Linked DNA regions of Homo sapiens: region 2 is linked to region 1. Evidence: chromatin loops called from intact Hi-C (ENCODE). Cell type or tissue: heart left ventricle. All regions are shown on one strand. Links, peaks and the distances in the headings refer to the core of each region. The heading gives the core; the rest is flanking DNA.

The links. Hi-C counts contacts between places; a loop is a spot of excess contacts. Peaks named below come from ENCODE experiments on the same cell type or tissue, not always from the same donor. Only the 100,000 strongest peaks of a DNase experiment are listed, where the experiment ranks them.
Region 2: it touches region 1 in a loop (3-fold over the local background); 9 of 110 quality-filtered maps call a loop at or near these places.

The regions. Positions count from the first base shown.
Region 1 is chr10:110,117,754-110,132,107 of GRCh38, forward strand. ADD3 (adducin 3) reads left to right here. Exons shown (of 15, transcript NM_016824.5): 6 at 834-983; 7 at 1,458-1,601; 8 at 1,713-1,811; 9 at 4,357-4,539; 10 at 6,264-6,521; 11 at 8,073-8,192; 12 at 8,664-8,750; 13 at 12,610-12,733. Among named protein-coding and RNA genes, the nearest start is that of MXI1, 83 kb to the right of the region's middle. RefSeq lists a silencer at 11,878-12,172. In heart left ventricle, for the core only: no CTCF peak of the experiment used is centred there; no DNase peak of the experiment used is centred there.
Region 2 is chr10:109,970,818-109,986,115 of GRCh38, forward strand. All of the region lies in intron 2 of ADD3-AS1 (ADD3 antisense RNA 1), which reads right to left. Among named protein-coding and RNA genes, the nearest start is that of ADD3, 30 kb to the right of the region's middle. In heart left ventricle, for the core only: CTCF peaks have their summits at 7,768 (motif pointing right) and 7,970; no DNase peak of the experiment used is centred there; H3K4me3 peaks cover 736 bases; H3K27ac peaks cover 2,248 bases.

The DNA of each region.
Region 1 (14,354 bases), core at 5,794-13,793:
GCCTGTAATCCAAGCACTTTGGGAGGCTGAGGCAAGTGGATCACGAGGTCAGGAGTTCAAGACCAGCCTGACCAACATGGTGAAACCCCATCTCTACTAAAGATAACAAAAAATTAGCTGGGCGTGGTGGCACACACCTGTAATCCCGGCTACTCGGGAGGCTGAGGCAGGAGAATCGCTTGAATCCATAAGGTAGAGGTTGCAGTGAGCCAAGATCGCACCATTGCACTCCAGCCTGGGCTACAGGGCGAGACTCTGTCTTCAATACACACACACACACACACACACACACACACACACACACACACACACACACACACAATGTTCATAGCTAGATTTAAACAAAGTTCAGCTGGTATGAGTATAGGATCTGACCTTAGTATTTTATCTTTTCCATGACTACTCCTAGCCACTGTCATCAGCTTACAGAGTGACAGGAGCTACCTTGGTTCTGGGTGCTTGCTGCAATGTTAGCAAATAGAAGTTTTCTAGCCAATTCTATACATGCCAGACTTGTTCAGACCTCCGATGAAGAGCTTAAGTTTCTCCTTTTCTTGGAAACTGTACTTCTTGCCAAGTACCAAGTTTTGTTGCACCTGTTTTATAAATAAAGTTTTATGGGAACAAAGCTATACCTGTTAACTTACAGATTGTTTATGGCTGCTTTTGTACTGCAGCTGCAGATTTGAGTAATTGCAGCAGAGGCCCACAAAGTCCAAAATATTTGCTATCTGACCTTTTACAAAAAGGTTTGCTACCCCCTGGTTTAGCTTGTGAAACACAAACTTTGATACGTATATACCAGTTAAATATGTCCTTCTGATTTTTTCCAGGTGAAAGTCAATATAATAGGAGAAGTGGTTGACCAGGGAAGTACCAATTTGAAAATTGACCATACAGGATTCAGTCCCCATGCTGCAATCTATTCAACACGTCCTGATGTTAAGTGTGTGATACACATCCATACCCTTGCAACAGCAGCTGTAAGTCAATGAAAGTCCAAAACTGACAGGACGCTGGAAGATGTATTATTTTTGTGGCTTTCTCAACAGGATGCTTTACTATCTGCTTTTCAAAATCATATTTGATACAATAATCTGCATACCCAGAAAGCAAAAGGCCTTTGGGACCAAATGCTACCATTCTAGGAAACAACTGGAGAAATAACATTTGGATTCTAAAACTAACCAGTTTGAAAATTGGGTCATTGAGTTTTTTGGAGCAAAGCTTCTTTCATAATATTTGACACAGCATATAAGTTGAGTTGTATTCCCTAAGTCCTTTTTGTGTGTGTGTGGAAGAAACAAAATGGGAAGTGAATAAAGTGGGAAGTGGGCTGCAATGGTGAAACACAGTGAATAGGCCAGTGTTTTCCTGAGCTGACCAAACAATCAGGTTCCTATGAAAATGTATTTAGTAACCAAATGTGTTATCTTGGTATGGGCCAAACCAAATAGGTATCCTCCATGAAATGTGGGATCCTTCCAATTTCTCAAGAGTCTCTTCTTCTGGGAGATGTTGCCTATTATGACTACCAAGGGTCACTTGAAGAACAGGAGGAGAGAATTCAACTGCAGAAGGTTCTGGGACCAAGTTGTAAGGTATGTAGTAGAGTTTGTCTAAGGAGCTATTTTTGTTGCTGCTGCTGTTGATGAAAACAGTGTGAGCTATGCCAGTTATTTCAAGTGATTGCTGTGGGCATTCTATTTTAGGTGCTGGTACTCAGGAATCATGGTGTGGTTGCACTTGGAGAAACATTAGAGGAGGCTTTTCATTATATTTTTAATGTGCAACTAGCCTGTGAGATTCAGGTAGGAAACATTATTCCCCTTTTTTAATTGCTTTGTTATTTGCTCGTTTAGTTGGATTTTGTGTACTTATTTGCAAATACATATTAGTTAGTGGCTTTTTGTCTTTTAAGAGAAGTTCTGCTCTACTTATGTAGGCAGGGTTTTCAACTCAGTTATCTCTTGAATTGAAAATAGGAGTAAAGGAAATTAAAATTTTCTCACACACAATCTAAGGGCCTCATAAACATCATTTTCCCTACAATCCTGCTTTTTAAGTTAGTACAATTGCATATTTCTGTTTTCACCCTGTAGTGGTGGTACTAATTAAGGAAGAAAAACAGCTGCAAATCAAGAATCAAATGTGTTGTGGTCACTTTTGTAAAAAGTTTGACTAGGTCCAGAAGTTATATGAAATTGCAGTTTTCAACAATTCCACAGCCTCATTATGATGAGAGGTTGGATATTTATTAATCATTTTTTTCATCAGAGATGTTGAATGTATTTAAAGGCCCTAATTTTCTTTTTCTTTTTCTTTTTTTTTTAATTATACTTTAAGTTTTAGGGTACATGTGCACATTGTGCAGGTTAGTTACATATGTATACATGTGCCATGCTGGTGCGCTGCACCCACCAACTCGTCATCTAGCATTAGGTATATCTCCCAATGCTATCCCTCCCCCCTCCCCCCACCCCACCACAGTCCCCAGAGTGTGATATTCCCCTTCCTGTGTCCATGTGATCTCATTGTTCAATTCCCACCTATGAGTGAGAATATGCGGTGTTTGGTTTTTTGTTCTTGTGATAGTTTACTGAGAATGATGATTTCCAATTTCATCCATGTCCCTACAAAGGACATGAACTCATCATTTTTTATGGCTGCATAGTATTCTATGGTGTATATGTGCCACATTTTCTTAATCCAGTCTATCATTGTTGGACATTTGGTTGGTTCCAAGTCTTTGCTATTGTGAATAATGCCGCAATAAACATACGTGTGCATGTGTCTTTATAGCAGCATGATTTATAGTCCTTTGGGTATATACCCAGTAATGGAATGGCTGGGTCAAATGGTATTTCTAGTTCAAGATCCCTGAGGAATCGCCACACTGACTTCCACAATGGTTGAACTAGAGAGCCCGCATCGCCAAGTCAATCCTAAGCCAAAAGAACAAAGCTGGAGGCATCACACTACCTGACTTCAAACTATACTACAAGGCTACAGTAACCAAAACAGCATGGTACTGGTATCAAAACAGAGATATAGATAAATGGAACAGAACGGAGCCCTCAGAAATAACGCCACATACCTACGACTAGCTGATCTTTGACAAACCTGAGAAAAACAAGCAATGGGGAAAGGATTCCCTATTTAATAAATGGTGCTGGGAAAACTGGCTAGCCATATGTAGAAAGCTGAAACTGGATCCCTTCCTTACACCTTATACAAAAATCAATTCAAGATGGATTAAAGATTTAAACGTTAGACCTAAAACCATAAAAACCTTAGAAGAAAACCTAGGCATTACCATTCAGGACATAGGCATGGGCAAGGACTTCATGTCCAAAACACCAAAAGCAATGGCAACAAAAGACAAAATTGACAAATGGGATCTAATTAAACTAAAGGCCCTAATTTTCTCTTTAAATCAAGCAGATTTGGCCAGGCACGGTAGCTCATGCCTGTAATCCCAGCACTTTGGGAGGCTGAGCTGGGTAGATCACCTGAGGTCAGGAGTTCGAGACCAGCCTGACCAACATGGAGAAACCCCGTCTGTACTAAAAATACAAAATTAACAGGGCGTGGTGTCATGTGCCTGTAATCCCAGCTACTTGGGAGGCTGAGGCGGGAGAATCGCTTGAACCCGGGAGGCGAAGTTTGCAGTGAGCCGATATCGTGCCATTGCACTCCAGCCTGGGCAACAAGAGTGAAACTCAGTCCTCAATAAATAAATAAATAAATAAAGCAAATTCTCATGAAGCAAATGGTAATAATCTTAATTTATTGGAAGGGCCACAAGAAAGGGGGAAAAGAACAACTAAAAAAAAACTTTTTCTACCAACATTAACTTGTCCTAACAATCAACTTATTTTTGCTTTAATGGTTCCTCCTCTTCTCAAATGGGGCTATGAAAAGCTTAATTAAATTAAGATAATGAGCTGATGGCTTCTGCCTAAATATCTTTAAATTCAAAGTACAGTGTTTTTGTATTTCCTTAAAATTATAGCTTTTAGCAAAAGTATTAACTGGATAACCCTGGGAAAACTTCAAGAAAAGAAATTTAAAATTTGGCAGCAGAATTCCGTGGCTTAAAATATGTTAAGAGGTATGGCTCTAATGTGTTTTCCATCAGGGAGGATCAGAGTCTTGGAAGGTTTCTTTTTCAGATAGGTGGAAAAGATACTTCAGCTGTCTGCTGGCACAAGAGTGTCATCTTGTCTTTGTTGTTAGTAGCCTGAGCAAGTATTATAGATATTTGCCAAATTGAAATTGTGCCTTTTTGAAAGTAAAATACTCATTACAGTCTTTATAGTTTTGTGTCTCTGTATATTTTACCATTGATTACAGGTGCAGGCCCTAGCAGGTGCAGGTGGAGTAGACAATCTCCATGTACTGGACTTTCAGAAGTATAAAGCTTTCACTTACACTGTAGCAGCGTCTGGTGGAGGAGGTGTGAATATGGGTTCCCATCAAAAATGGAAGGTTGGCGAAATTGAGTTTGAAGGGCTTATGAGGACTCTGGACAACTTGGTAGGTTGCAAAATTGAAGTAAAACTTGGATTTAATGTCTTCAGATTCAAGAGCAGATGCTTCCATTTTTGTAGAACATGCTCCATACTCTTCCAGAAGCTGAGTTTGGCCCTAGGAAAGCATTTCATTGTTATTTAACCACACCTTTGAGAATTAAACAGAACTTACAAATGTCGTGTTTTTTTTTTAAGATTACAATATATTGTTATTAACTGTAGTCACCATAGTACAATATATCTCTTGAACTTTTTCCTCCTAACTGAAATTTTGTATCCTTTGATCAACATCTCCCCACCCCCACCTCCTTGTAACCACTATTCTACTCTACTTTTATGAGTTCAACTTTTTTTTTTTTCTTGGAGGCAGGATCTTGCTTGGAGTGCCGTGACACAATCAGGGCTCACTTGCAGTCTCAACCTGCTGGGCTCAAACCATTCTTCCACCTCAGCCTCCTGTGTATCTGGGACATAACGTGTGTGCCACCGTGCCTGGCTAATTTATTTTTTTTTTTTTACTTTTTGTAGAGATAGGGTTTCTCCATGTTGCCCAGGCTGGTCTTGAATTCCTGGGCTCAAGCAGTCCTCCCACCTCAGCCTCCCAAAGTGCTGGGATTACTGGCGTGAGCTGCCATGCCCAACAAGTTCAACTTTTTAAGACTCTGTATATAAGTGAGATCATGGGGTATTTGTCTTTCTGTGCCTGGTTTATTTTATTTAATACAATGTCCTCTAGGTTCATCCATGTTGTCACATTTGACAGAATTTCTTTTTTAAAGCTGAATAGTATTCCATTATGTTGTATATACCACATTTATATCCCATCCATCAATGGACACTTAGGATGATTCCATATCTTGGCTATTGTGAATAATGGTGTACCTAACATGAGAGTACAGATACCTCTTTGACATACTGAGTACATTCCCTTTGGATATATATCTGGTAGTGAGACTGTTGGGTGATATGGTAGTTTTATTTTTAATTGTATGAGGAACCTCCATACTGTTTTCCACAATGGCTATACTAATTTACATTGCTACCAACAGTGTGCAAAGGGTCCCTTTCTCCCTACATTCTAACACTTGTTGTCTTTCATCTTTTTTATAATAGCGATTCTAACAGGACATGCCATCTCGTGCTTTAATTTGCATTTTCTTGATTAGTGATGTTTTAATACACTTGTTGACCATTTGTATGTCTTCTTTTGAGAAATGTTTATTCAGATCCTTTGCCTATTTTTTAATTGGGTTCTTCTCTTGTTATTTTTTGAGTCCCCTATATATTTTGGATAGTAACCCCTTAAAAGATGTATGGTTTGGCAAATGTTATTTTAGATTTTACCCTCTTCTGTGAAGGCTCAGAAGGCTGACTGCCTTCAGACCCAGGAACAGAGACTTAAATGAGCACTGAGATTTGCTTCCCCAGAACAGTTTTATAGATAGAAAAGCACTTCTGGTCAGCAACTTAGAACTGTTCGTTTGTCGGGAACAGTTGTGTGAGTGGAAATTGCAATATCAGCTGTTATCAGCTCTAACTAGGTCTTGAAATTTGCATAATTTCAGCTCCAGTGTTACATGAAAGTTATGTGGTGTTTGGAAGGATGCCTTTTTCTTTGTTTTTTAGCAAAGGAGTCTTTTAAATCATTTGTATACAAAAGGAATTAGGATCCAAATGCTGTTATTGATACAGGTTTGATGCTTCAAATGTGGCTTTTCCCTCCCTTAGGGGTATAGAACAGGCTATGCTTACAGGCATCCTCTCATTCGAGAGAAGCCTAGGCACAAGAGTGATGTGGAAATCCCAGCAACTGTGACTGCTTTTTCCTTTGAAGACGATACAGTGCCACTCTCTCCTCTCAAATACATGGCACAGAGGCAACAGCGTGAAAAAACAAGATGGCTGAACTCACCAAATACTTACATGAAAGTGAATGTGCCTGAGGAGTCTCGGAACGGAGAAACCAGTCCCCGAACCAAAATCACGGTATGCCAGTATTTTATGTAGTTTGCCTTTACTAAATATTTTGCCTAGTTACTCAAGAATTGAATGTTCTATATTGAAAATATTTGGAAAGTAAAATAATATTAAAAATATTACTGTCACTTATCTGGCTTTAACTTTGTGCAAGACACTCTTCTAAGTGCCATACACGAATTTTCTCATTTAACTCTCCTAATATGAATGATGCTGTTTTTCTATTTTATAGATGAGAAAACCAAGGCAAGAAGGGTTAATTAATCATGTTTTAATGGTAAACTCGGGATTTGCATGAAGACAGTCTGACTCTTGAGCCCAGTTCTTGTCCACTACATGATACTGCTTTGTAGTTTCTATTAAACTACACCAGTAGTTTAATTCACCAGTGAATTAAAACTGTAAAAGTTATCAACTCCTAATTGTACCAAAGCTGCATGAATCACTGCACATAGCTACCCTTAGGCAAGATCTTGTAGGTAGAGAAATGGGTTATTTTATCTTTTTCAGAATTTTGCATTAGATTTGGTTTGGTTTGGTTTTGGAGTGCATACCACCAAACATTCTCTAGGTCAGTCTTGTCCAGTCCATGGCCCAGGATGGCTTTGGATGCAGCTCAACACAAATTTGTAAACTTTATTAAAACATTATGAGAATTTTTTGTGATTTTGTTAAACTAATCAGCTATCGTTAGTGTTGGTGTATTTTATATGTGGCCCAAGACAGTTCTTCCAATGTGGCCCAGGGAAGTCAAAAGATTGGACACCACAGTTCTAGATATTCAGAATTAGTTCATCTTATATAAACTAATGGCATTCAATATGAAAATACCTAGGCATCAAAATGTCTTTTCTGTAGTCTATAAGATTTCTTGCCTCCCAGTAAAAGAACATAATTAAACTCATTGGTTTCTCAGAATTCATTTTGTTTACAGAGATTGATGGTCAGCCATCATTAATCTTGATCGAGATTCGCTTTCTTTAAGGATTATAATATGGGGTAAATGAGAAGAATTATGTAAGCTCCTTCCAACCCCGTGGTTCTATTTTGCTATTATATACCAGATTATCCCCATTATAAAATGCCGATTAGGGCTTGGCCTTTTCTGTCAGCCAAAAATAAAAAGTGAAGTCTGATAAACTAAAATCTTAAGATATTTCTTAAGTTTTTTTTTTTTTTGATTACTCCTTTGCCATCTTCATCTGACTGCTGTCTTCAGTGCAGAAGACAAAACACTGAATGTGAGTGAATGTGAGATCATGCTCTCTGTGCTTGAAGTAGTTTCAGCATCATATTTTCACTTGACACAAGGAGAAAGTTTAATTAGCAGTATAATTGAATATTTATGTGAATCGTAATGGCATTTATTTTTTAAGTAAATGTTGATTTTGAGCCTTTTCTAACTAGTATGAGATGAAACTAATTCACCACTAAGATACTGCTTAGTGAAATTATTTAAACATTGGCAATGCCCCTCTTGAGACTATAAGCAGTTATCTAACAATCTACTAATATTTTCTTAACACAAAGCTTCATTTTAGAAAATTTTTGATTCTTTAGTGGATGAAAGCAGAAGACTCATCTAAAGTTAGTGGTGGAACACCTATCAAAATTGAAGATCCAAATCAGTTTGTTCCTTTAAACACAAACCCGAATGAGGTACTAGAAAAGAGAAATAAGGTAAGACATGGTCTTCTATAGCCAGGGGAGACATTTTAATTGCTTTATGTTTAAATCACCAGTGGTTGAATCTGGTTAATGCCAAACTTAGAAGTTTGAATACAGAAGAATTTGGAATTTAATTCAGTATAATTTTAGCTTATATTGAATGCCTCCAGCTCTGTGCTAGTAATTGGTGAACAGGCTACATGGGGAAGATGTATTGAACATTTTTCTGCGTTAGAGAACCCTGCTATTAGGGGGAAAATGCAGTTCTCTAACAACCTAAGACGAAAGGAAATAACTTGCCATAAAGAGCAGAGGAGACTAATATGAGTTGTTAGGATGGTAAAAGAGGTCTTTATGGAGGTGGGAATTGAAGAGACTCTCACTCTGGAAATGTCAAGTAGTAAGCTTTTATGAAAAGATAAAGCAAAGGTCATCTGCATAGTTGCCCTCAAGAACTTTATATTGAATTGTTTTTCAATTCAGATTCGGGAACAAAATCGATATGACTTGAAAACAGCAGGACCACAATCTCAGTTGCTTGCTGGAATTGTTGTGGATAAGCCACCTTCTGTAAGTTTATGAAGTAGTATGATCTTTGTTTTTTATTTACCACATTAATTTCATTGATTTTTAAATATGAATATTTATTTTTACTAAGGTTAATATAAGCACAAGTTAAAAAGTCAACTCACAAGATTTAAAATGTCACCCACAATTCCCAGTTTCCAGGTGCAGCAACTTTCTGTTCTTTTCATTGCTTCTAATGTTTACTTTGGTGTTTCTGGTTAGTTAGTTGAGATGAGGTCTCACTCTGTTGCCCAGGATAGTCGTGAACACCTGATCTCAGGTGATCCTCCAGCCTTGACCTCCTGAAGTATTGGGATTACAGGTATAAACCACTGCTCCTCGTCCTCCTTTGATGTTTCTAAAGAGCATCTTCTGCTTTTTCTTGGTCTATCAGTTTTAGACCTTGACTATTTTTCATCAAATCTGTGTTATCCGTTATAAGAAGTACCATTGTTTTATATGTCACTAAAAGAGAAAAAACACTGCCAATTATAATTGTTCCCAATTTCAGAGATGGAAAAAGTTCATCTTAGAATTAATGAAATATTTTTGAAAGATGGGGATTTAGCCTGTTTATACAGTGCTTCCCTTTTTCCCTCTCCCCATTCTCCCAGTAAGGATACATCACAGTTTTTGTTTTTTGTTTTTTGTTTTTTTCTGTTAGATCAGCTTTCGTTATTTATATTACTACATGTTTGCTGCTAAGCCAGGTAGTATTTCCTTTCTTACATAAGTCACCCCTCCCTACTCTCACCTTGCCTTTTTTTCATTGGCTTATTATTTGGGGTACATTGGCTTAGTTCTTCCCGAACTTTTTAAAAGAATTATAAAGTCCCGGCTGGGTGCAGTGGCTCACGCCTGTAATCCCAGCACTTTGGGAGGCCGAGGCGGGCAGATCACGAGGTCAAGAGATCAAGACCATCCTGGCCAACATGGTGAAACCCCATCTCTACTGAAAATACAAAAATTAGCTGTGCGTGGTGGCGTGCACCTGTAGTCCCAGCTACTCAGGAGGCTGAGGCAGGAGAATCACTCGAACCCGGGAGGCAGAGGTTGCAGTGAGCCAAGATCATGCCACTGTACTCCAGCCTGGTGACAGAGCGAGACTCCGTCTCAAAAAATAAGAATAACATAAAATCTGTCCTAATATTATTTTCCACAGGGTGAAAGTCAACAGGTAATCTCTCTGTTCCAGCCCCCCTTCATTCTGATCCAAATCTAAATTGGTTGCTCTCAGGCCAGCTGCACAGGTTCATCTGGAGGATTCCTGTGCTGCTGATCTATATTGTATTCCGTTTCCTGTATCTTGTGTCTTCTGCTTTCTTGATTTCCTCCTTTACTGTAGAACGCACCCTCTAATAGCTTTCCGAGAAAAGGATACATAGGTGGTAACAGTCTGAAATGCCTTTATTCTATCTTCAAATGTGCATATAATGGATATAGAATAGTTTAGAAATAATTTTCCCCTGAAATAAGAAAAGCATCATTCTGTTCCCTATTTTATTGTTGAAGTAGGAAGGCATTGGAATTCCTGAACCTTTGTTTAGGATTTTTTTTTTTTTTTTTTTTTTGCTTTTAGACCCTTTCTGCATCCCTGCTGTTCTGAAATTTTATGATTGTGTGCTGATCTCTTTTTAGTCTTTTTTCTAAGTAATTAGTAACCCTTTTCAATCTCCAGAGTCATATCCTTCAGTTCTGGAAGTTTTTTAAAAGTGTTTCTTCAAGAGTGTTTTCTTCCCATTTCTTTTTCTGTCAGTATATTATGTTAGTTTGGATGTTGGGCCTCTTTGAGCCTCTGATTTTTTTCTTTTCTCTCCTACTTGCCATCTCTTTATCTTTGTATCCTACTTTCTGGGAGAATGTTTTCTAACCCTTTTAATTTTTTATTTTGATGTTAACTTTTTTAATTTATTTTATTTTATTTATTTTTTTTGAGATGGAGTCTCGCACTGTTGCCCAGGCTAGAGTGCAGTGGCGCGATCTTGGCTCACTGCAAGCTCCGCCTTCCTGGGTGCACGCCATTCTCTGCCTCAGCCTCCCAAGTAGCTGGGACTACAGGCGCCTGTCACCGTGCCCGACTAATTTTTTTTGTATTTTTAGTAGAGACAGGGTTTCACCGCGTTAGCCAGGATGGTTTCAATCTCCTGACCTCGTGATCTGCCCGCCTTGGCCTCCCAAAGTGCTGGGATTACAGGCGTGAGCCACCACGCCCAGCCAACTTTTTTATTTTTAATAAGAGTTCTTATTCCCTGAATGTTCCTTTTTAATAACATCCTGATCTTTACACTTTCTCTTATTGCTCTAAGGGTATCAATTTTAAATTTTCTTCATTTGCCTTTGTTGTCTTTGTCTATTCTGAGTTGTTCCGTATGTCTGTTTATATGGAAGAATGAGACATTAAAGCATATCAGAAGCTCTGGGTATACACAGAGCTCGGGGATTGGTGGGCTTCACTGTAGGGTGATTGGATGTGGACCAGGTTGTTTCTCTGGGGAATCCCCAAACATTATTCTCTGTAATTCTTTTATCTGGGACTATTTAGTTTATCTGGAAAAGAACTCCAGTCTCCTGCCAGTTTCCAACCATCATTCTAGGAGCCTGCAACTGTATTTTGTGTCCCCTAGTTAGTTTTTCTTTCTTTCTTTCTTTCTTTTTTTTTTTTTTTTGAGACGGAGTTTTGTTCTTGTTGCCCAGGCTGGAGCGCAATGGCGTGACCTCAGCTCACGGCAACCTCCGCCTCCCGGGTTCAAGCCATTCTCCTGCCTCAGCCTCCTGAGTAGCTGGGATTACAGGCATGCACCACCATGCCCGGCTAATTTTGTATTTTTAGTAGAGGCAGGGTTTCTCCATGTTGGTCAGGCTAGTCTCGAACTCTGGACCTCAGGTGATCTGCTCGCCTTGGCCTTCCAAAGTGCTGGGATTACAGGTGTGAGCCACCGCGCCCAGCCTAGTTTTTCTTTCTCAAGCCTCTGATCTTCTGCAGAGATGAGAGAGAGGGAAATGCTTGGCTCTGTGGAATAGGGAAGGGAACCTGGGAATCTGTTTCCTATTCAGACTTTGAACATGTTCCTCTATTTTCACCTTTTCCTTACCACCACCTTCTATGGTACCTATTGCCTCTAGTTTATGGGCCTTACCAGACCTCTTCAGGGCAAATAAGCATGCTTCTCATTTGCATCCTTTTTTTCAGGACTGAGGCTTCAACTTTCTCAGCTCTGCTACCTGCTGTTCCACTTGCATTCCAGCTTCCAAAAATATGTTAACATTTCTCATCCTTTGTTGTTTCATCTCACATTCTTTTGTCCTTAAGGGTGTTTTGTTTTGTTTTTTTCTATTCCTTTACTATCATTTTAGTGGGGTTTTGGGAGGGATGAAAAATAAATACATGGGTTCCATATGCCAACTGCAACTGAAATTCTCATTATTTCCTTTCCTGGAGAAAACAGCTACAAGCTTATTTTCGTAACAGATTTAAAGAACTACTTTTGGTACAGTTTCATTTCTGTAAGCCTTTTTTACAGTGGTCTTTAAAATGGAGCAATTCTTGTTTTTTTCAAGTTTTTTTTATGTGAAACTTATTAGAACTTGGCATAATGGTTTTTAAAAATTATTAAGATTTACTTATACAGGCTTATTGAGGAAATATCACTGGCAATTTTAGTCCATTGGATTAGTAGTTTAAGGGCATCAATCTTACAAGAGCATTTTAAACAAAGCATGTTACCTTGCATTTCTTAGGATTGTTGTGAAATAAGGCTTCACAAACATCATATTTGCATTTATGTGTATATAGATGGATGGATGGATAGATATATAAGTAAAACTCTTGGTAATGAATCGATTTTTATTTTTTCTTTGTAAGACTATGCAATTTGAAGATGATGATCATGGCCCACCAGCTCCTCCTAACCCATTTAGTCATCTCACAGAAGGAGAACTTGAAGAGTATAAGAGGACAATCGAACGTAAACAACAAGGCCTAGAAGGTTAGTTAATCTTTACATTCAACCTAGGGTAAGCCACACTGATAACAATAAAGTACCTCACGTTGGATGATAGAAAGCAGTCAGTGTGGCCGGGCACAATGGCTCACACCTGTAATCCCAGCACTTTGGGAGACCAAGGCAGGTGGATTGCTTGAGGTCAGGAGTTTGAGACCAGCCTGGCCAACATGGTGAAACCCCGTCTCTATTAAAAATTAAAAAATTAGCCGGGCATGGTGGTACACGCCTGTAGTCCTAGCTACTCTGGTGGCTGAGGCAGGAGAATCGCTTGAACCTGGGAGGCAGAGGTTGCAGTGAGCTGAGATCGCACCACTGCACTGCAGCCTGGGCGACAGAGAGAGACTCCGTCTCAAAAAAAAAAAAACAGAAAAAGAAAAAAAACAATCTGAATGCTACTATTTTATAGTAAAATCTTCTAGAAAGTGAGATTCCCAGATGAGTAAAGAATTACTAGCCAAAGTAGATGTAGATAAATTAATGGATTTAAACATTTCATAATTATGTGGCTTTTTAACTCTCTTAATTTTAAATAATTACAGATTCATAAGTATGTAGTTTTGATGCTTTGTAAAATCTCTATTTCTGGTTATCTCAAGGTGCCAACATTGTCACTTCAAAATTTAAAACTAACTGCTAAAATTTTGATGTGACTTTCCTTAAGCACACGGACACTCTAGTAGGTTGAGTTTTCTGGCTTTGGAACCCTTAGTAAGTAGATTGTTAGGATTATATTTAAGACTTGTTAATGAAAACATCTTAAACAATTGACTACTAGCTCCCTTTTTCTCTGGAATAAGAGATTCTTCCTAGCAGGAGTTCTCTATCTTGAGTCTTTGGATAAGCTTCAGGCAGTCCATGAGCCACCTGAAAAATACATGCTTTATTGTTTAAGGTACACATTTAGGGAGGGAAGGGTTCAGGGTCAGGAACAAGCCTGTCACCCAAAAAGAGGGTAAGGAGCCTCTGCTTTAGAGCATCCACAACATACAGTTGAAATTTTCATGCAAAGCAAAATAAGCCAATAGTTAATGAATTTTTGTCCATGTTAGATATCATTTAGGAAGAACTAATGACATCTTGATCATCCAAGGAACAGTTTTTTGTGCCTTTGTCACAAAAGGGAGTTGTCCTGATTCATTAATGTAATTATACTAAATTTTCTAAATGGTGTTATTGAATTTGTTTATTCTAACATAAAGTTGGGAGCTTTCTCTGTTTTTCATATTTTGTAAAATATCCCTCTTTAATCTCTTGTTTTTTGAAAGCCTAAAGATGCCAGGTAACAAATGTTGCACTCTAGAACCGTCACCTTTTTTATATAACTTTATAGTAGTTTCTTCCACATTTATTATGACCTTATGAATTAGCTCAGTAACATTGCTCTGACAGGTATCACTAATTAAATATTGTTCAAAAATTCTGTGAAGCATTCTGCCTCATTAATGTAGCATCATTGGTGAGGCTTTATAATTTTTTTCATCTGTCTGCGCAGTATGTTTTGGTTTTCTAATGCTAGCAAGAGCTACATGCAACATATCATTTGCCTGGGCTGCCAGCAGCTGTGCATCTTTTGTAACCTGTACGTAAAATAACCATTAGCAGC
Region 2 (15,298 bases), core at 3,542-11,541, 150 kb before region 1:
AGAGCGAGACACCATCTCAAAAAAAAAACCATACATACCTACTTCATAATGTTGTTGTGAACAAATGTATAAGGCACTTGACATTGTGCCAAGTAGGGTATCTTTCACTAAATAGTTTCTCTTGTTGGTAGGGGTTCTTGGAGAATCACACTTTATGAATGTGTAAGAATTTTTAATAAACTTTTAAATTTTGGAATAATTTTACAGCTACAGAAAATTTGCATAGCTAGCCCAGAGAGTTAGCATATACCTTTCACCAAGATTTTTTTTTTAATGTTAGCATCTTAATATTACCATGGTACATTTGCCAAAACTCAGAAGACAACTTTGGTACATTACTACTGACTAAACTCGGTATTTTATTTTTATCCATATTTCAGTTTCCTGTTCCAGGATGCAATCTGGAATATCACATTACATTTAGAAGAATGTTTTTTAATTAGCACAACAATCAACATTATTAATCAATCAACTAGTGTCTCTGTTCTCAAAACCTAAATGTGGGGGCAAATATGGTGGCTCATTCCTATAATCCCAGCATGAGTTCTTGTGTTGTTGCCCAGGTTGGTCTTGAACTCCTAGCCTCAAGGAAACCTCCTGCCTCAGCCTCCCAAAGGGCTGGGATTAAAAAACAAAAAAACAAAAAACCCTAAATGTACCTTTCAAGACCACTTGAGAGGTCTTGAAAATCATTTATTCTCTTAAGCAATTTTTTGCAATTTGTTGATCTATTGATTGGCATGGTAAGTCTTTTTTGCATGGTTAGTGAAATAGTCAAATACAGGTTAGCATCCGCCTGAATTATCACAATATTCAGTATATTTGGATTTGAAATTAATAACATTTTACTTTGTACATAATCATGTCCTACAAAGAGATGTAGTACCTGGCACTTAGTTTGTGTTCAAAAATCGTAGTTGGTCAGCTAAATGTAAAAGGGAATTCAGATCTCCCAACAGCTTCATCTGTTTACAAGCACAGCTAGATGTAGTTTGCCATCAGCTGGGTCTTGTTTTGAACGATCCCTTGGAGCTTAACTTTGCCTTTGCACATAGAGCCTGTTTGTACAAGATTATACAGAATCTGAGCAAATAAAACTTACTATTTGGCAAACCATGAATTTCTCTCCCACCTTTCACTCAGCAAGAATTGTCCCTCAGGGGCAATTGATTCCGATGTTGAAAATAATCAGTTTTTCTTTCATCTCTGAAGAAAAAATTACCTGTGTGTGCGAATTCAATTTCTAGGAAGTTAGATGTGGTAGTTGCTGTTTTTAATAAACAGTATTAACTGAAAATGATGAGAATCACCAGGGTGGCTGTGCCAATGAGAAAAACAGAGATACGGGTGTCCAAGCAGCTGTGAACTTTATGGTGTGACCAGGTGGGTCTGCTGCAGCCCTGCTGGGACCTCAGGGGTAAGTTATTACAAGATAGGTGTGGCGTGAAGCTGTAGCTTCCTTCACCAGTATTGAATGCAGCATTGCATCCAAGGCATTCATTTAGCCATTCTTTAATTCAACTTAAAATACCTGTCAAGTGACAACTATAGACCATCTACTAGATCACTGTTACCAAAAGTGTGACCTATGGAGCATCCGTTGACCTGGGAGCTTGTTAGAAATGCAGAATTTCAGGTCCCACCCCAGTCCTCTGAATAAGAACCTGGATATTAACAAGATCTGTAAGTGATTCTCATGTCCATTAATATTTGACAAGCACTTGGCCAGATGACAAGTGTTAAGAGCCAGGATCCTGTCAGGAGACAGATGATACATTTATTGAAGAGACTATTAATGAAAGTTAAGTTAGACTTACAGGAGGACACCAATAAGGAATGGTGAAGTGCCCTGGAACTAGTACCAGCAGGAAGTTGTTTCCATACCAGCAAGAGCTGTAGCTGTAGGAGAGGGCTATGCAGTAGAACCAATGGTCTTGGGTAGAAGAAAGCATTACCAAACTGTGCCTTGGCAAAGAGTGAGCTACAGGAGTAAATAGTCCAACCTTTCTCTCATTCTCCAGCCAGTGCCTCCCAACCCAATGCAAAGCTGGAAAGCAAGAAAGTCCAGTTGATGCAGTTGGTAAAGGTCAGGTGCCCAGGGCAGAGGGCACAGTGGGGAAAGGTAGAAAGTGTCTCTGGGTCGGGCCAGGGTAGGGGTGCCAACAGAAAATATCCATCACACCACCAAACATGGCCTTTAACGTCAATGAATTTGTTCTACAGAAGAACTTATATATGTATGGTTTAGAGGTGAAGATAACCTCTTTTGTTCCAACTTATACAAAAACTAGATTTTTCAAAGTGGCCTTGAATTTGATATTCTAGGATTCTCCCAGATCACTCTTTCACAAACTGAGCATATTTCTAAGCAAGTATTATGTCAAAGGTACACAAGTAGGCACTAAGAGAGAGATGGAAGTATTAAAGATGGTCTCTGCCTTCAAGAAATTTGCAATTTTAGGTAATCAGTGCTTCCTGTATAAAACTTTGCAGACAGGCTCACATATCAGCCAGAATCCAGTAAAGCAGTATTCTGAGTTGAGACTCTGGAACTAGGCTGCAGGGTTTGAAACTCAGTCCTTACTTATACTAGCTGTGGATGTGCTGCCTAACTTCTCAGTATCTTTGTTTCCTCCTCTGTGAAGCTATGATGATAAAAATAATTACCTGCTTCAAAGGGTTGCTATGATGATTGTGAAGATTAAACGAATTAGTACACAAAAAGTATTTTTAGTGGTCATCAGCTAGCACACTGACAACCCTATACGTGTTAATTATTGAAAACTAAGAGAGAACTATGCCCCTAGGGGCAGAGGGTCTAAAAAGCAGAGTATCAGACTAATGATATAAAGTTCCCTCTCTAAATTTATTAAAACATGTCAATTAAAGGAGAAAAACAAGGAGCAAATAATCACAGAGTTGGCACAAGAATAAGGAGGCATTGAAACACATAAGTTTGAGAAGCCCCGACCCCTGGTTACTTCCAGCCCCTAGACTCCATGCAATCCCTGTTTGAATGTCCTTAGAAGATTAAGAGTCTTTCAAAGGGGACAGGTTCTTAAAGAGCTTTCTGGTTCAGAGGAAAATGAAATGTAAATATAAAAATAGGAATGCTTTTAAGAAATGGAAGTTGGGGCCAGGTGCGGTGCTTCACGCCTGTAATCCCAGCACTTTGGGAGGCTGAGGCGGGCCGATCACAAGGTCAGGAGATCGAGACCATCCTGGCTAACACGGTGAAACCCCGTCTCTACTAAAAATGCAAAAAAAAAAAAAAAAAAAATTAGCTGGGCGTGGTGGCAGGCACCTGTAGTTCCAGCTACTTGGGAGGCTGAGGCAGGAGAATGGCGTGAACCCGAGAGGCGGAGCTTGCAGTGAGCCGAGATCGCGCCACTGCACTCCAGCCTGGGTGACAGAGCAAGACTCCGTCTCAAAAAGAAATGGAAGTTGGTTAGCCGGGCTCAGTGGCTCACCCCTGTAATCCCAGCACTCTGGGAGGCCGAGGCGGGCGGATCATGAGGTCAGGAGATCGGGACCATCCTGGCTAACACAGTGAAACCCCGTCTCTACTAAAAAATACAAAAAATTAGCTGGGCATAGTGGCGGGCGCCTGTAGTACCAGCTGCTTGGGATGCTGAGGCAGGACAATGGCGTGAACCCGGGAGGCGGAACTTGCAGTGAGCCGAGATGGCGCCACTGCCTCCAGCACTCCACCCTGAGCGACAGAGCGAGACTCTGTCTCACAAAAAAAAAAAAAAAAAAAAAAAAAAGAAATGGAAATTGGTTGTGTATTCAAAACTAAAGGAGTTCTAAATATCTATGGGGGAACAGCTACTCTGAGTATCAAATGTGCTATGCACCCGTGCCAATAGAAGTCATGTGCATATATCTGAGGGCAGAAGTCAGCTCTTGAGGCTTCGTTTAGTTACCTCTTTGTCAGGATTTCCAAATTTTCAGGCTTCTTTTGTTAGATCCAGCACCGGTTTTCTTTGCTTTTTGATGAACTTTTGACCTATATTGCATTTCCAACCTCCAGTCTTTTAGTGGAAGGCCATTAGTGACTGGTTAAACACAGTGTACACACACACACACGTGCACGTTCATATATTACATTTCCAGACCAATTGAATTACAGAAGGAACCAATTTGAAAAGTTATTGAATTAAAACCCTAGAAGACAGAGATGGATTTTATTGTTAGTGGTTGGCATGACAACTTGATATGCTAGAGAGTAGTATGTGCTGAGTTCACATCGTTGGAGACTCTGACAAGTTCAAGGCCAAGGCTTTGCTTCTAAATCTTGTTGCCAAGGTAATGCAGCATAAGGCCAGAGTCCACTGAAATGAATACCTCTGACAGCTCATGCCAGCAGGAGCTATCTGATTAAAAGGGATCTTTTTTTTTTTTTTAAAGAAGAAGAAGAAGAAAAGAAAAAGAAAGAAACAGTACTTTAACAAGAGCAGGAGGAGAATGCAAAGGTGGGATATTGAAATATGGGCAACAGAAAGTCTGAAAGGGAAGCAGCCAGTGGATGCCAAGAAGAAACTAAATAATGGGGTCTGTTTTATTAGCAAAAAGTTGGTGATGTGTGAAGGTCTGCAGGCAGGGATTCCAGCCTGCTGGGCCATCTTGCATGCAAAATGATACTGCCCCAATTTGGTTCCCTGGCTCAAGTTCAGCAGAATGATTTCACTTGATTGGTGGCCACCCTCCTCCCAATGGCAGACTTTAACAGATTTTCTTCTCTGATAATACATTCAGGAAAATGGTTTCTGAGGGACTTCATAGGTTACAGATATTTCCCAAGATGAGAAGGGAATCCACAAAAATCTCAACTCAAGAGTAGAGGCCACCAAAATGCCACTGCCTTCAGCCACTAGAATGGCCTTTTTGATATTCGTGTGATTCATGCCCCGGTGATTTATGAGTCAGTAATTTATAAGATAATATTCTTAGATTCGTGATCTTATGAGATCCTCATTTTCCTAGATTTATGTACTAATTTATCTTGGATTTGATCATGATGAAGCTGTGGTCCTTAAGCTCCAAGAATGGGGAAGAACAAGTCTTTAAGCACATGATCTTATTTCCCATAGGGATTTGACCCAAGCACTGTATGAGCCATCTCTCCTTTACACTTCCAGGGATTTAATGGAGATAATCAGTAAATGGGGATACGTGGCTAAGAAGGTAAAAGGTGGAATCTGAAAGGAATTCAGAATCCCAGGTCAGCAGTTCTAAAGTTCCTACATATTCAGATCAGAGTACTATTTCATAAGCAAATGAGGGAGTAAAAATTTACTTTGCTTATCCTACCCTATACAAATAGCTTATACTGTATAAGCCATAGTGGAAAGTACTAATATAGTAGCCCCTGGAATTACTGACAAAAATCCAACTCCTGCCTCACCAAATGATTTGCTGAATGACATTGGGGCAAAGTATTTAACATGTTTTGTCTCTGTTTCTTACATTTTAAAACAAGGTAGATTATCCCAGCTTTCACCTGTAATGGTTGTTCTCTACCTGGAATGTACAGCCAAATCATGGAGAGAGCTTTTTAGAAAATCAGATTCCCTAGGCCCCACCCCAATCTCTACTGAGTCAAAATTTGTCCTTTCCAAAAGCTCTACACATGATTCTGATTTGCATCTTTAAGAAGCACCAAATATTATGGATAACTTATAAAGATGAGCAAGCTGATATATGTGAGTTGTCATAAGCTCCTTAATCAAAGAAAAGGGGTACTGCTAAGTTCAGCTTACATATTTGTTCAGCTTATATTTTTAATATAAAAAATTTCCTAAATTCCAAAGAAATTTGGAATGTAGGAAACTTGGCATACATAAAGTGGCTACATTTCCGTCTACCATTTGAAGTATTTAGAGTTGTCCAAGCTTTAAATGAAAAGCTCTTTGAAGTATCTTTCTTTGTTCATGGTTTGCAATATTCCCTTCAATCTTTATTGATCTGGACAGAATAATAATGATGTTTATCTAATGCTTACTGGCACTCACTCTGAGTGCTTTTTAAGTGTTAGCTCATTTGATCCTACTTCCTCTTACACACATGCTGTGAAGAGATTAAGTAACCTGTCTAAAGCCTCATGGGTAATAAGAGGTGTAGGTGGGCTTTGAACCCAGGAACCCCACTCTAGAGCCCCACTGTTAATCACTGTGTTACTCAACGACGTGATGGGTCAGATGTTTCCAATGAATTAATTTTTCAACTATTTCAAGTGAAAACAAAAGTCTAGATGGTATATGAATTTTTCCAGGCCTCAGATCATCATATTTTAAAGTGTGAGCCTTAGACCTCCTGCATCAGAATCACCAGAGGTGCTTTTCTAAAATGCAATTTCCAGGAACTGCTCCCAGGCTTATTACACTAGAATCTCAGAGTGCAAGTGAAGACTGGGAACTGACATTTAGAAAATACACTCCTTAGGTGATTCCTGAACCCAGTGAAGTTTAAGAACCACTGGCCTGTATCAACATTTGTAGGTCACCATCATAGGGAATGAGGGTAGGTAGAACATCTTGGGAGCTGCGGGAACCAAAGTTGTTTTCCAGAATCAGATATTGGGCACTGCCTGGGGCAGAACATTCAGTCAAGTGGCTAATAAATCTGTACAAAGCACAGCTTCTGCCCAGGAACCGTGGTTGTTGTCCTTCACTGAGGAGAGCCAGCAAACTGACAGTATGAATTTGCCTTCAGGGCCCAGATCTCATTTCTCCTCAAGGGGCTTGTGCTTGTTGGTGGCAGCTAGCACTGGCCCGGAACTTTGATGTTTTCCTTTTCAGTATCCAAATGCTACAGAGACTGTGTCACTGCATACGCCGTCTCTGGTATAATGGCAGAGGCGGGGAGCAGACTGTTTGGAATGCAGTCTGGCCCCATTGGGACTTTGAACTGGGCTGGAACTTGCAGAGTCTAAGAGTTTAATCGTGGCATCTTTTTCAGATAGGCAAAGAAAAGGAAACCAACCCAGAGGGGTTGGTGTTCAGTACTCTGGAAGAAATCCATGATAATTTTTTAAGGAATTGAAAGTTTTTATGAGGCTTACTGAGGTATCATTCATATACAGTTAATTTTACCCTTTTCCAGTGCACAATTCAATGAGTTTTGGAAAGCAGCTATACTCATTGTCATACCACCATTGCCAGTTCGATAAGTTTTGACTAATGTATGTAGTCAAGTCACCAACATCAAGTAAGATAAAGAACATTTCCATCTCCCCGAAAAGTTCCCTAATACCCATTTGCAACCAATCCCACCATATTTCCCCAGCCCTGTGGCTGCTGCTGATCTGGTATCTGTCTGATTCCAGAATGTCACATAAGTAGAACCTTATAATTCACAGCCTCTTGTTGCTGCGTGTCAGTAGTTCTTTCCTTTTTATTACTAAGTAGTATTCTATTGTATGGATGTGCCACAATTTGTTTATTGATTCCCCAGCCGGGCATTTGGGTTATTTTCACTTTTTGGCAGGAATTGACATTTAAATGAGCTCAAATTCAGCAAGCATTTATCGAGCATGCACAGAAACAGACTGGAAAATGAGATAGTTCATGTTTACAGTTTCTAATAAAAATTATAATCACACTGGAGATTCAAACTAACACCTAAAGAAGAAAGAAGTCTATTTGTGACCCTAGAAACAAACATGGAGGAAAAGGACTCCATTCAATAGCATTGGTCTAATGATTAGGAGAGAATCTCATGCCCTTGGAAAGCCCTAAAATGACACTACCATGCTGAGACACATGAGGGCGCTGTAACCAACCAGCATTGCCAAACACTTCATTCTTACAAAAGTTGTTTGTTTTTTTAATTTATTGGAATGCTTTGTTGAAAACTCTAGTGAATTCTCACTCCTACCCTTGGTCTCCTTGGCCACTCTTGAATGATAGAAAAAAACATAGGCATCGAGTGGATCTGTCTTTGACTAGTCATCAGGGGATTACTGTACCCGACCACAGCTGTACGGTGAGGCTCCCGTCGGCTTTCCTACTTAAACTCACAAGGAAAGGCTCCCAAAGGAACTCTAGATTAGAATACCTCATGATCACAAAGAAAATTGGGATTGACCCTAAAGTTTCATTTTTATTGTTGTTGTTTTCAGGCCTTCCCTGAATATAACACACAAATATTCAAACATAATTGCTGGACAACATTTTAGAAAGACTTGTAAGGTACTTCTTTCACATCTCAGCAATTTGGCTAGTTGAAAGTTGTTCGTTCTTCAATGAGAACACATGGACACAGGGAGGGGAACAACACACATTGGGGCCTGTAGAGGGAGAGCATCAGGATAAATAGCTAACACATGCAGGGCTTAATGCCTAGGTGATGGGTTGATAGGTGCAGCAAACCACCATGGCACACGTTTACCTATGTAACAAACCTGCACGTACTGTACATGTATCCTGGAACTTAAAATAAAATATAATAAATTTTTTTTAAAAAAAGAAAGTGGTTCGTTCTTGTCAAAGCAACCACTACAATCAGTTCAGAGGAAAGCTATCTTTACAGCAAAGCAGCCAGGAGAACTTAGGGTTACTGGGTTTGGCTTCTGAATGGCTGTTCAAAACAAAAACTGAAAAGAAAAAAAAAACCCTCTGGATACATTTAAAATTTTTTGAAAATCAATGACTCATTTGTTACAGAGTAAGCAAGTACAAAATAAAAGACACTTCATAAAAATTGCATTAGAATGTTCTGGTGGGATTCTAAATGAATTTAGCTGTGGGATGGTATATGATTTTTGTGCAAGATCCAGCAAGGCTTAGGGATTCCTCTCTTAGAGAAAGGGTTTGATTCCGTTATTTGAAAGGATGTCTCTCCAAGCCCTTTCTATAATTAATAAAATGCTCACTTGAAGAAAGATTTACTCAGTCAAACCTATCCAACCTAAAATATGACTAATTGTTTCGAGCAGAAAATTATCTCTGGCTGTCATATCCAAATTATATAACAACATGGCCTTAAAATTGGGTGGAAAATAGTGAAGAGCTGATTCTAAAGGCAGAATGTGGCTCTGGTCTGGATTTTTTAAGCAGTTTCACCCAATCTCTCACCCAGAGGGACCAACCTGATGTTTTCTTTCTTCCTATTTGAGTAAAACTCTGAACCACTCGATCAAACCTGGGCCCTTCACACAATCCCACTGTGGCCCTTTCAATTATCCCCTTCAAAAGGCATTTTCCCATTCTCTCCTGATCTTACTCCTTGCGTCCAAAGCTCACTGGCTCTGTGAGTGTGCTGGTAAAAGCATGGACCAATGAGTTGTTGCTGGCTACGTGATCTTGACCTGGCTACGTTACTTAACCTCTCTAAGCCTCAGTTACCTCCACTGTAAAATAGAGATTATAATAATATCTACTTCAGGTCCCCGTAATAGTATCTATCTGAAGTTGTTGAGAAGAATAAATAAGATCATGCATATAAAGTAATATAATCCAGCATCTGACACACAGTAAGCCTTCAATAGAGATTGACATTATTATCATCATCCACAACATTATTATTATTATTATTAATTTCCAGTATGGTCCCTCTCTCTATGATCTGATCTCCCCATCCTGGTAATCCATCCTCAGAGCTCCCTGGAAAGAACCCTCCTAGTCAAAAAAGCCCTTAACCACTCCTATCTCTGCATCTCCCCTGAGGGTTGTCCTCCCCTCCCACCAGGGTTCACAAACAAAATGTAGTCAATGCTAAAAATCTTGTCCCATCACATATTAAGTTGTGCTAAGACTACCAGGAATGGCCATCACTTTAGGTAACCATCAATTCGTGTGGCTTTACCTTAAAGGTGGCACACACTTCATCCTATTATAAATCTCTGCACTATTCATGTTTCTCTCCCATAGGGGAGAAACATCACTTCAGTAGCATATTCTGCCCATCAACAATCTTCTTCTTATAAATGAGATTCAGAAAGAGCACAATGTGAGTGGACAGGTGTTCTGTTTAAGGAGGGGAAATGCTATTTTACATCATTTCAATTATGTGCCCAGCAAGCCACAGAGTCAAGGCACAAGTTGACAATTATAGCTCCAAGTTTTGCAAGAGAAATGGAACAGAGGAAAAGGAAATCCAAAGAGACTATCATCCCAGTTTTTCGAAACTGTCTCTGGTGATAATGTCCTGCGAAAGATGAATGAGGAGAAACAAAGTGCCTCAAAGTAGATTTGTTAATATTTCCTTTGAATAATGGGGGAGAGGTGTCCTACAGACAATTCAGAATAACTTAGAGACAAGTTGTATTTTAAATCAGTTTTCTTGATTAGCTTCTGTGGTGTTTAGGAGTGTGGATTCTGGATCTGTCTGGTTAGTTTGATATTCTGCCTCTTCCCTTTAGCCTCCTTAAGCCTCAGTTTCTCCATATGTAAAATGGGGATGACAGCATTCTCTGCATTGTCTACTCCAGTGTTGTCATTAGAATTAAATAAGATAGTCCATTTATACCACAAGCACAGCACCTGGAAAGGGAAAGGGGATGGGAGATGAAGCAGAAGAAAATAATATAGTAAAATTAGGCCAGTTCCGGTGTAAAATTAGGCCAGGTCAGCACTTTGGGAGGCCAAGGTGGGTGGATCACAAGGTCAGGAGTTGGAGACTAGCCTGGCCAACAGGGTGAAACCCCATCTCTACTAAAAATACAAAAATTAGCTGGGCATGGTGGCGCACACACGTAATCCCATCTACTCAGGAAGCTGAGGCAGGAGAATTGCTTGAACCCAGGAGGTTGCAGTGAGCTGAGATTTTGCCATTGCACTCCAGCCTGGACGACATAGTGAGACTCTGTTCCCCCCGCAAAAGAAAAAGAAAATAATATAGTAAAATTAAACAGAGAGAGGCCTTATCCAGACTAATGATGAAAGGGTGCATGAACCCACAAGTATGATTTACTCAACCCCATGCTCCTGAGGTCAAAGAAAAGCAATAAGGAGAAGGAGCTTTAACACATGGACTTTGCCATTGTGTTTGTCCGTTAGCACATCTTGGCTTATTTCCTCCTTCTCCACTATGTCTGATGTGGTGAGTTTGCTCAGTAGCCAAGTTCTAGAGAAAATGAGTAATAAACAAAAAGGAGCCAAAACAATTATATACCCATAGAAGTAAACCCACATACTAATGAGACTTTAGAGGCTCTTCAGATCAATCGTCTGAGACTGCAGAGGTTGAGTGGCCTGTCAAAGTCATGTGGCTAAGGAGTAGCCAAGTCAGGACCAGGCTCTAAAGGTGTCCTAGGGTCCCCCTCAGTACATCAGGCAGCAGGAGGAATGGAGATAATAATAATAATGTTACCTTATATCATATTTTACGTCCAATGCAACACGAAAGAGAAACTTCTATACAAGTATCTTTTAAAGTTCAACTCACAATAGGCTTTACACTTTAAATGGGTCACTCTTCATCACCATGGTGATTCTTCCAAGTTTTCCTGGAATTATCAGCTGTTTTCTAATAAGGACACTCCCCAGAACTTGCAACTGCACCAAGCAGATAAATATTTCCCAGTAGAAAATACTTAGCTCCTCGCTCAGCTTAGTCAGCAATTGCTTTTTCTTCTCCACTTCCCAGGAAAACAGCCTGAAGCATGCTCCTACATTTGCTTTAGATATCACAGAGTTCTTTAAAAGTCTCTTGATTCTACTGAGGACAAGCTTGCTTCCTTGGGTTTTATGTGATTTATATATTGAGAAACAGCCACCTTCTTGCTTTCTATCTTTCTAACTGAGCAATGAGTAGATCACAATTTAAAAACATATGGCAGCTCTTCAAAAAATTAAAAAAGAATTACCATATGATTCAGCAATCCCGTTTTTGGGTATTTATCCAAAAGAATTGAAAGCAGGATCTTGAAGATATATTTGTACAGCCATGTTCGTAGCAGCATTATTCACAACCGCCAAAAGGTAGAAGCAACCCAAATGTCCTTTGACAGATGAAAGGATAAACAAAATGTGCATATTATTCAGCCTGAAAAAGAAAGGGAATTCTGACACATGTTATAACATGGATGAACCTTGAGGACATTAAGCTAAGTAAAATAAGCCATTCACAAAAAGAGAGAAATATTGTATTATTACACTTATATGAGATAGCTAGACAAGCCAAATTCACAGAAATAGAAAGTGCAATGGTTGTTGCCAGGGGCTGGAGGGAGAGGGAAATGGCAAGTTGGTGTTTAAGGAGAATAGAATTTTAGGTTTGCAAGATAATAAAGCTCTGGAGATTGGTTGCACAACAATGTGAATATCCTTAGTAATACTGAACTATACACTTAAAAATGGTTAAGACGATCAATTTTATGTTGTCTATTTTATCACAGTTAAACATTTTTAAATTTTTTTTAAATAAGAGGGAGAGAGAAAGAGAGATGGGGAGGCAGGATAGAATGCATCCTGTACAGTTTGTATTAAATAGTCTCATTGTTTTAAACAATTCTGTTCTATTTTATTTTATTTTATTTTATTTTATTTTATTTTATTTTATTTTATTTTATTTCAATTCAGGGTCTTACTCTGTTACCCAGGCTAGAGTGCGATGGCGCAATCTCGGCTCACTGCAGCCTCAATCTTTCAGGCTCAGGCAATCCTCCCGCCTTAGCCTGCTGAGTAGCTGGGACTACGGGCGCGTGCCACCACGCCTGGCTAATTTTTGTATTTTTAGTAGAGACGGTTTTGCCACATTGCCCAGGCTAGTCTGGAACTCCTGGGCTCAAGCAATCTGCCTGCCTTGGCCTCCCAAATTGCTGGTTACAGGTGTGAGCCACCACGCCCAGCCTAAATAGTTATTTTAAATAGTCTCATTAGTCTTATCATGCTTCTCAGTCATAGTTGTGAAGGTTCAGCGTTGAAGTCTCAGGGCACTAAATCTGCCAAAAGCACCAGCTTAAGGCAGTGTAAATAGACAGTGAACAACACCATGACCAATTATTTACCTGAATGTTCCCCCGAATTTGTCAAGTTTCCTCTTGGCTCATATTGATCTCCAGTTGGCTAGAGATATCTACCCTTCCAGTTTTGTCAATATCCCTAGAGTTCCTTTGCATAAGTTATGATTTTGACTAACACTTAGAAACTGTTGATTTCGCAGGGAAAAAAATGGTTATCTTTTAAATGGACAAACCAAAATTCTTGAAGTTCAAATCCTTGCTTGTGACATAAGTTCCTTTTTGTACCTACCTTTATGAGTAAAACTGTGTTCCTCTCCTAAAAAAATTTACATATTGAAGCCCTAACCCCCATAACTCAGAATGTGACCTTATTTGAAAACAGGGTAATTGCAGATTTAAGTTAAGATGAAGTCATAGTGGAGTAGGGTGAGCCTCCAATTCAAGATGACTGATGTCCTTACAAAAAGGGGAAATTTGGACACAGTCACATACACAGAGAGAACGCCATGAAAGCAGAGATCTACAAGCCAAGGCATGCCAAAGATGGGCAGCAATCCTGCAGAAGCTAGGGGAGAAGCATAGAGCAGATTCTTCCCTACAGCCCCGAGAAGAAACCAACCCTGCCCACACCTTGATCTCAGATGTCCAGCCTTCAGAACTGTGAGACAATACACTTCTATTGTTTAAGCCAAAAATAAATAAAAATCATTGCCTTGATATGAGCTTCATTACCACCACCATTTCCCTTTCTCGATTCCTTTGCCTCTTAGCGCCTTCTGCTTTTTTTCAACTTAGAAGTAGCCAGCTCTCTTCCCTCCAAAGTTTCCCTGCCCCTCTAGGCTCCCACCCCATGCACCATGGTGGGTTTTTGTTTGTTTGTTTGTTTGTTTGTTTGAGACAGAATCTCGCTCTGTTGCTCAGGCTGGAGTGCAGTGGCGCCACCTTGGCTCACTGCTACCTCCACCTGACGGTGTCAAGTGATTCTCCTGCCTCAGCCTCCTGAGTAGCTGGGATTACAGGCATGCACCACCATGCCTGGCTAATTTTTGTATTTTTAGCAGAGATGGGGTTTCACCATGTTGGCTAGGCTGGACTCGAACTCTTGATCTCAAGTGATCTGCCTGCCTCAGCCTCCCAAAATGCTGGAATTACAGGCATGAGCCACCGTGCCTGGCCCCATGGTGTGTTACAATATGTGCAGCTTTATTTTCTTTCTTTCTGTTTTAAATTTTTTTATTTCCATAGGTTTTTGGGAACAGGTGATATTTGGTTACACGAGTAAGTTCTTTAGTGGTGATTTGTGAGATTTTGGTCCGCCCGTCACCCAAGCAGTATACACCGAACCCGATTCATAGTCTTTTATCCCTCACCCCCTTCCCACCCTTTCCTCCAGAGTCCCCAAAGTCTACTGTGTCATTCTTATGCTTTTGCAGCCTCATAGTTTAGCTTCCACTTATGAGTGAGAACATACGATGTTCGGTTTTTCATTCCTGAGTTACTTCACTTAGAATAATAGTCTCCAATCCCATCCAGGTTGCTTTGAATGCCATTAATTCATTCCTTTTTATGGCTGAGTAGTATTCCATCATAAATATATGATATATATATATATATCTCACAGTTTATATATCTTTGATATATATACCAGAGTTTCTTTATCCACTCATTGATTGATGGGCATTTGAATTGGTTCCATGATTTTGCAGTTGTGAATTGTGCTGCTATAAACATGCATGTGCAAGTATCTTTTTCGTATAATGACTTCTTTTCCTCTGGTTAGATATCTAGTAGTGGGATTGCCGGATCAAATGGTAGTTCTACTTTTAGTTTTTTAAGGAATCTCCACTGTTTTTCATAGTGGTTGTACCAGTTTACATTCCCACCAGCAGTGTAGAAGTGTAGATTCTTTTATTATGGCCATTCTTGCAGGAGTAAGGTAGTATCACATTGTGGTTTTGATTTGCATTTCCCTGATCATGAGTGATGTTGAGCATTTTTTCATATGTTTGTTTGGCCATTTGTATATCTTCTTTTGTGAATTGTCTATTCATGTCCTTAGCCCACATTTTGATAGGATTGGTTTTTTTTTTCTCCTGTTAATTTGTTTGAGTTCGCCGTAGATTCCAGATATTAGTTCTTTGTCAGATGTATAGATTGAGAAGATTTTCTCCCACTCTGTGGGTTGTCTGTTTACTTTGCTGACTGTTCCTTTTGCCGTGCAAAGCTCTTTAAATTAAGTCCCAGCTATTTATCTTTGTTTTTATTGCATTTGCTTTTGAGCTCTTGGTCATGAAATCCTTGCCTAAGCCAATATCTAGAAAGTTTTTTCTGATGTTATCTTCTAGAGTTTGTATAGTTTCAGGCAAAAGCAACCAAGCTGAGAAATCAAGA